Linked DNA regions of Mus musculus: region 1 is linked to region 2. Evidence: chromatin loops called from intact Hi-C (ENCODE). Cell type or tissue: heart. All regions are shown on one strand.

Evidence for each region. A loop is a pair of places that touch in the nucleus more often than their neighbours do. Peaks named below come from ENCODE experiments on the same cell type or tissue, not always from the same donor. Only the 100,000 strongest peaks of a DNase experiment are listed, where the experiment ranks them.
Region 1: a loop joins it to region 2, with 6 times the contacts of the local background. A loop is called at or near these places in 10 of 42 quality-filtered maps.

What each region holds. Positions count from the first base shown.
Region 1 is chr12:85,597,024-85,601,023 of GRCm38, reverse strand. Jdp2 (Jun dimerization protein 2) reads right to left here and starts at 1,608. Exons shown (of 4, transcript NM_030887.2): 1 at 1,410-1,608. In heart, a CTCF peak has its summit at 2,155; DNase peaks (open chromatin) are centred at 1,153, 1,713, 2,363, 2,723 and 1 weaker place; H3K4me3 peaks cover 2,810 bases; H3K27ac peaks cover 2,225 bases.
Region 2 is chr12:85,529,748-85,533,747 of GRCm38, reverse strand. The region is part of intron 1 of Gm32296 (a long non-coding RNA gene); the gene reads right to left. Among named protein-coding and RNA genes, the nearest start is that of Gm32296, 2.2 kb to the right of the region's middle. In heart, a CTCF peak has its summit at 1,917 (motif pointing left); DNase peaks (open chromatin) are centred at 17, 607 and 987.

The DNA.
Region 1 (4,000 bases), 67 kb before region 2:
ACACCGTCACCATGATAGACCTGTCTCCTTGGAGATTACTGTAACCAATTTATTGACAAAAGGTTCAGAGGCCATCTCCCCCCAGTCCTTCCTGCAACCTTTCAAACCACCCAGCACCCAGCTCTTCAGGAAGATTCTAGAGCTCCTCTGAACTGAAGCCAACGTGGAAGGGAAACAGAGGAGTCTTTGAGAAATCCATCCTCCCTACTACTTTAGGCAAAGTGAAACCTCTGGCGCCTTAGAGGCAGGAGAATAGTTGTTTCTATCCCCGGACCTCAGGTTTCTGTAAAGAACCCTGCTCACACCTGATCCCCGGTTAAACTCTTCCCTAGAAACCTGCACGGGAAGATAAGCCCGCCATCCAAGCTGAAGCCAGCCAGATTTGCTGAAAAGCAGGGAAAGCAAGAGGGGGTGATTTTTAAACCCTGGAGGGTGGGGGAGACTTGGGGGTGAGGTCGAGGGACGAGGAAGACAGTTGCTAACAGCCTTTGGGACAGGCAGGTACCCAGCTGTGGTACAGAGCCTGTTTCCCATGCTGCCTGAATTAAGATCCTGGGTAGAGTGGCCCAAGATTTAACAATACACAGACCTGTGCCACAGTCCCCTGGAAGGTGCCACTCCAACACATAAGGGCTGGACAATCTTCTAGGGGGAGCTGACTCAAATAGTCGATTGATTCCCCTCTTGCACCCGCCTCTCCACCTCTATCCCCAAATGGCCCATCCATTTCTGCAAATGAGTCAAGGCATCCCAGGCCTGCCAGCTCCTCCAGATACCCAGGCAAAGCCTGTTTCTGCCGCTCCAAGGGTCCAGGAAGCCTAGCCTTCTTGGATAAGAGGGGAGGAAGAGTGCCTTCTAAACTGGGCAGGTTACCTAAAGAAGCCTGCTTACCTTCTTATATAACCTGATGTGCCTGACGGGATCCCAAGGGAACTGGGGACTGCCCCGTGGTTCCCTCCTAACCCAGCCAGAGCCCGCCGCAGCAATGCTCTTAAGCGAAGGAAGCCCTGTTGGTTAGATGCCTTTCTCAATACCCTCCCCTCCAGGTCTTGCAAAGAGAGCTACGGAAGAGGCTGAGGCGCGACCTGTCAGCAGGTCTGGGGCGTGCATGCCCCCTTGAGTCCCCCGCAGTCCCCGGCACAGTTTTCTCCCGCTCACCCCGCCCTCTCCTCCGTCTGTGCACAGCCTCCCAGCAAGAGCACTGGGGAAGGAAAGCAAGGAGGGAGCGCCCCGCTGTCCCGGCCACAGACAGGACTGTCCTGCCCAGCCGGGGAACCACCGGTGGGCAGCGGCTGCAGCCATCCGATAGAGTATTCCGGCCCTGGGGTGGCGGGAGCCCCAGCGGTAGCTACTCCGGGGGAGGCCACCCCAGGTGCCCGCAGCCCCGCCTCCCCCCTCCGTGAACCCACCGTGCAGAAGCCGCTGGCGGAGGCGGCGGCCCCGGGCCCAGAACCCTGCTGCAGGCGCGGTGCCCACTCCGCGCTGCTGCCGCCCGCTGCCCAGGCCCGTCCCGGCCCGGGAGCCGCCGCGGCGCCAGCCCCGCCGCCGCCGCTGCAGCGTCCGCTGCCGCCAGCGCCCCCCGTCGCGGCCGCCGAGTGTCCCTCCCGCAGGCTGTGGCGGGCGGCGGGACGGGTTGCATCAGCCCCGGCTATATAGCGGGCCCTGAGTGGCGGGGAGGGGTCGGGAATGCGGAACCGGCCGAGCTGCCAGCTCCACACGTCAGAGGGGGACGGAGAGGAAGAGAAGGAGGGGACGGGGAGGAGGGGGTGTGGATCGCCCGCTTCACACCCACTGACCTTCACCTCCCCCGCCGCCGGCGCCCTCCTCCCGCCGATGCTCGCGCTCCTCCGCCTGCGGGGCCGGCCCGGGCCCCGCCGCGCTGGTCCCGGCAGCATTGCGGTCCGGCGGCGCGCCCCGCCCGCGGCTCCCGAGAGCGCGAGGCAGCAGGACACGGCGAGCGGTTATGTAAGCGCATCCCCTGCTCGGCCTTGCGGCCGCCACCCCCAAAATGCTACACAGCCCGGGAGGCAGCGACGCGAAGGCGGCGGCCGGATGAGCAGAGAACCCCTTCCAGCTCAGCCCACGCCGAACCATCCTCCTCCGTCCGGTGCGCTCTCCCCCAAATCCAGAGCGAGGGTTCCGCGCAGTGGTGTCTTCGGACGCTGCAGGATCTCGCAAGCTTGTTTTGTTTTTCCGCGGAGGAGCATGGGCGGGGGTTTAAGGCGTTTGGAAGCCTTAATCCCTACCCACTGTCCACCAAAGCGTCCTGACGTCCTGAAGCCATGCGGTGAATGAACGAGCTCCTGAAGTGGAACTGCACCCTGAGGCCACCGTTGTTGTCAGTGGCTGGCCCAGTTTGAGCCAGGGCTCTTTGCCCAACTCCAGCAGGCTTTTGCCTCCCTTTGACAGGACGCAGCAGTGAGCCTACCTGACTTCTGCCAAACCTCCAAAGGCCTTCTTCCTCAAGGACTCCAGGGCCAGCTTCCGTGCTCTCTTCCCACCCTGCTACAGAAGTAGATAGTAAAGAACACTCTAGATAAAATATGACAGTCCCTCAAAGGCGGATTGTCTCAGGCAGAAATGCGTGTGGCATCTGAGAACTATTTGCACACACACATAGACACACACAGGTCTCCATACCCTTGGGGGGGGGGGCAGACCCCCGCCCTCTTTCCTCTTAAATCAGAAAGGAGTGGCAATGTTGACACTCAGTGACCTTCGGCCTCCTTCTCAGAGAGACAGCAGGTCATCACCCATAGAAGAAAGGAAGTGAAAGAAAAAGTTCAAGTCTTCATAGAGTACAAATGCTGAGATCGAAAGACCAACAGGGAGGGAAGGAAGTCCACGCGCCAAGCCGGACAAGCAGGTCTCCACGTGCGTGCCTGCCTGCAGGGAGGAATCGGTCTCCATTTTACCCGTAAGTCTTCCTGCAGGGGGGAACAGGTGAATGGAAAGAAACAGACCAAGCCCTAATGACATCACTGTCCATCTTCCCCGCCACCATCAGCCCACTTCCCTCACAACACTGATGAAAGGAAAAAAAAGAAAGACTCCAAAGGAACACACGCCACAAACTCCGTGGTAATGTGAATCACTCCTGTAGGACATGATTCTCCATCCCAGAAAAGCCAGCAGCACCTTTACAACACACAGAGATCAAAGCTGGAGACTGGGGAACTGGCTCACATGATGCTTCTCCCCTAAGATGAGGATCTGATGTTTATGGGAAAGAAAACAGGGAACAGGTGGAGCATTAAACCTCTGTGTGTCCTCTGGTGGGACTTTGAAAACGCTAAACTCATCTCTGTGCAGGGCCTAATAATTGAAAATGTGTCCTTAAAGCTGCTCTTCTCCAAGGCCTACTTTGGATCATGGCTAGGTGACAGGTGTCCTTCTGGGTCACTACTTCCTCCACAAAATAAATATGCTACAGGAAAGGCATTGGCGTGGGGGCACTAAGGGGTCTTTATTCCCTTTCATCTCCCCAATATCTATTAGGCTCCCCCATTTTGATATAGTTGTTACCCAGTTTTATATTGGATACTATACAAATACAGCTCAGACCTCCCTCCTAGCCACACCGTTTCCTACCAGACCTCTCTGTGTAGTCATTGTTTCTGGGCAAGGCTGGAGGGAAGGCCACAACTGGCTCCTTTGGGCGAACATGCAATCTCCTGATGCAACTGATCTACCTTAGGCTTTTAGGGAAACAGTGGTCTAGGCTAAGGCAGTCTGAATTAGGTGTCTTGTCTCTTGCAACTAAATAAAACAAACAAACAAACAAGTTTCCAATAAGATGCACATCCATGGGCCATCGGGCTGATTCAGAGATAACCACAGACCCCAGATAAAGTGGAGGAAACTAGGAGTTCTCTGGATTGGCCAGGGAGAGAGGCTACCAGAAGCTGACCTGAAACTGGAAGATGCCACCTGAGCAAAGATGTTTACTGATAATAATATTAATGCAAATAAAAATAGAGAGAAATCAAGACACCAATGG
Region 2 (4,000 bases):
GGAGCTCCTGGGTCACCACTCTTTACTTAATATTTCCCCATGGGGAGCAGGATTCAAACATACATTGGGTGTAAGGGTTGACTGTGTGTTTGTTTGTTCTCTGTGAGCACCCAGAACAGGTGGCCCTAGAAAACTGCTGGTACCCTGAAGGGGTTTCCTAGTCTGCCTGGGGATTCTCCCATTGGCCTTTAGGCTGTTGGAAGATTTCACTAAATAAATGTGAATCACCTGGTGCCCACCAAAGGTTTTCACGGTACTGGGAAGCCACAGTTTTAAAACACCCAACTCTTTTTTCAGTGTGAAGCTTCCTTGAACTCAACAGACCAAGTTCTCCTGCTTAGGTTCTTCTGACTGGCTTCTGACTCAGCTAATTTCCCCTTGCTGTGGGGCCCCTTGAAGATCTTCCTCAGTTCCCCAAGCCCTGCTGCTACACAGATTCTCCGCTGTAATGCTTGGTCACTTCCCAATAAGTTCTGACCATGTGTCTAGGAGGTTGGGGGATCTGGAGCTAGTGTCAGAGCTGAGACTCATCCTTCATCCACGCCTTTATCTTCTGGCTGACCTCGAGTTCTTCCCTCTGCTTCCCATTCTCCATTCCAGCTGGCTCCCGACTAGGCCAAGGAATTCCCCAGTCAGCACACTGGGCTGCTTGTCCAAACCTTACGACCTCCTTTAAGGGTGTCATGAAATCAGAGATAAAACAGTCATGGGGATTCCCTGGTCGTCACATGAGGAAGCTCCTGCCTGCCAGGTTCATCACCCTGAGATCACCAGAGATGTCCCATGAATTTTCTCCAACACCCCTTCCAGCGTTCATTCATTAGCCTTCTGTACCCTGCAGAGAGTGCTCTGCACTGACTCTGGGAAGGAATAGTTCACGAGGGCTCGCCAGCATCTGTCACTAACAGGCTTTCGCAGACAAGCCCTTGCCAACAACTTAAGAGGAAACAAGATCCCAAAAGGCCCCCAACTGTCTGGTCATGTGACCTTCTTGGCTCTGCTACAAGAACGTCCTGTTCTTCTTGAAGTGATGTTTCTATTGAGGAAGTCACCATGTCATATGTGGGACAGGAAAAACATCTATTTCAAGTCCCAACGTAATCGCTCTGAGTTAGCGCAGTCTTTTCAAGAACTGCCTGGACAGCAGAGAAAGACCAGTTCTGAGGGAAAGGATGGAAGCCTGGATTGTTAAGTGAGGGAAGGCCAACTGCAGGGAAGAGGAGCAAGGGTTGTCGTTCTGATTCTCCGGGTAAAACATTTCTGGCTAGCCATGAAGGGTTGAGAGCATCCATCATACAACCCCCAAACCATGGTGTGGAGACGTTGGCACACACCCAGCAGACAGGGAAGGGGAATATCCCTACACCCAGCACAGCTGGGTCCTGCTGGACCTGGAGCATCTCCCAGAGGCCAATGTGTTGAAGGTCTGGTCCCCAGCTCATGGCACTATTGGGAAGTTCTGGAAGCATTATGATATGGATCACCAGATCCATAAGTGGATGTCAGATGAATTGGGGTGTACCCTAGAGGGGGACTGTGAGAGCTATGAAGGTCTCACCACAGCTGACTGGCTTTCCCAGAGTTCAAAGACGTGTAATAAGCATCAGTTTCATATTTCCTTCTCGAATTCCAGAAAGCAGACACCAAGCTTACCATTCCCATATCACTTGGGTTGACCACTAGAAACAAGGGTTGATCTTGAAGGCTCATGGACTCTCACACTGACATAAGAGAACAGGAGTTGGGGGATGAGCTGGGGGAGGGTGTTGGAGATCATCTGTAGTCTGGAAAGATGGCTCAGCAGTTAAGAGCACTTGCTGCTCTTGCAGAGGCCTGGGCTTCAGTTCCCAACGCACCCATGGAGGGGGACAATTGTCTCTAACTCCAGTTTCAGGGAGGGAATCTGATGCCCTCTTCTGGCCTCCATGAGCACTGCATGTATGAATTAAAATGCTCATACACATAAAATAAATAGAAATAAATCTTTGGAAAACAATAGGTCACCTGTGTTCTCAGACCCATGCTGTTTGGTTGGGCTTCCTAGCATGTTGGAGGTGTTTGGCTTGTAAAATTCTTGGGTAAGTGGGTTTATTTTATTCAGAGACTGTTTACACATCTCTGTAGTTTCATTTTCCTCAAGAACTATTTGAGTCTTAAGGAACTAGAACGACCTGCGTCTAGTTTTCACTTCTCACTAATCAATCAACCAATCAATTAGTGTTCTGTATTAGCCTGGTAAAGGAACAGACAGGGGCTGGAGAGATAGCTCATAGATTAAGAGCACTGGCTGCTCTTCCTGAGGTCCTGAGTTCAATTCCCAGCAAACACATGGTGGCTCACAACCCTCCATAATGAGATCTGATGCCCTCTTCTGGCATGCAGGTGTACATACAGATAGAGCACTTGTAAACTTTTAAAACGGAAAAGAAAAAAAAAAGAAAAAGACAGGTAGATGATAAGAGTTACTATAAGCCTGTCTAACCTGGAGCCTACCACTAATTACCCTGGAGCTCTCCAAGCAGTTTCTCCATTACCATACAAAGTCAGTGGAAAGCAATACTCCTTCCAAAAGTCCCAGGGGAGACCTTGTCTTGAGCATCTAAATTAGCGATGGCAGATGTTGCCATGCCTGATACTATTTTGCACTCTTGACAAGCATCACTTTCACATACACCGCTGACCCTCAGAGGTGCCCCAGGACTGCACTCCAGTGTCTACCAGCAACCACCTGGGCCTGCCTCATAGGAAGAAGTCAGCTCATGGTCTAAGTCTAAGTGCATGGTGGCCTCTGATAGTTTTGTCACGTGAACCTCAATCTAGAAACCTTCATGGTACTTTCTATAACCTTCAGTGAGTAATGGAATCCCAGGATTACAGATTGCAGGCGTGCTTTAGGAACTATCCAGTTTAATTTAAAAGAAGCCAAGAGCATCTGATGCTGCGGGTGGGGCTTCTTAGTTACTTGACTCACGGCTTCAACAAAAGACTCAAAAGAAAGCAACCTTAAGGGTGCCAAAGGCTTATTTGGGCTCATGACTCCAGACAATGCAGTTCACTGAGGTAAGGAAGGAATGTTAGTGAGAGCAAGAGGTGGCTAGTCACCTTACATCTTCACCCAGAAAAGACAGCGACAAATTCTAACGCTAATCCATTTTCTCCCTAGAATTCAGTCCATGACCTGAGTCCAGGGAGTGGTGCTGTCCTCTTTAAAGTGAATCTAAATTCTATCAACTTCACAAGTCAACCATCCAGAGTAACTATTACTTGGAGAAACTAAGGCCCAGAGAAGTTAAGAAACTTGCCCAGGGCCGGAGCACCAGCTGATGCATGAGCGGTCTCTCACACCCGTGTGCTACTCCAAAGGCAGCAGAGAACTTTTACAGGAAGTCGCTCCCAAGAGCCTGCATCCACTCCTTCGGTAAGTAGTAATAGAATTCTGTTGTGTTCTATGAACTGTGCTGGAGACTATAAAAACAGTAACTAGGAAGAAAGCAAAGAAAGAAAAGTTTCGATCCCTTCTTTATATCAAACAGGAAAATGTAAGAGTGTCCATGTCCTGAGGAGGGCAGGTAGTATAGCCTCGGTGTTTTAGGTACTCTGTGGATGACCAGAGAAATCATCAGGATGCTACTAAAACTGTTGAATCAACTTCAACATGTTTTTCCTGGAGATCTGAGTCCCTCTGCTCGTCCCCATAATCCACATAGTACGGTGAGAAGGACACAGATGTGAGAACATGAACTTGCCCTGAGTCTGTCTCCTTGAACCAGCTAGTTCATCTGGGGCAACTTACATCTCTCTAGGTCTCGGTTTCCCCATCACTAAGGGAAATGGGTAGAGGCAGGAGATCGCTAATCTTCCTGCCTAGCAACACATAGCAATTCTGCTAGACCAAAGCAAAGACAGGCTACCCAACCGTGCTTCACCTTCCCTTCTAACCAGATATTCTATGAAGCATCTGCCTCTGCAACCAGAACAACCAAAAGAACAAAAAAAAAAA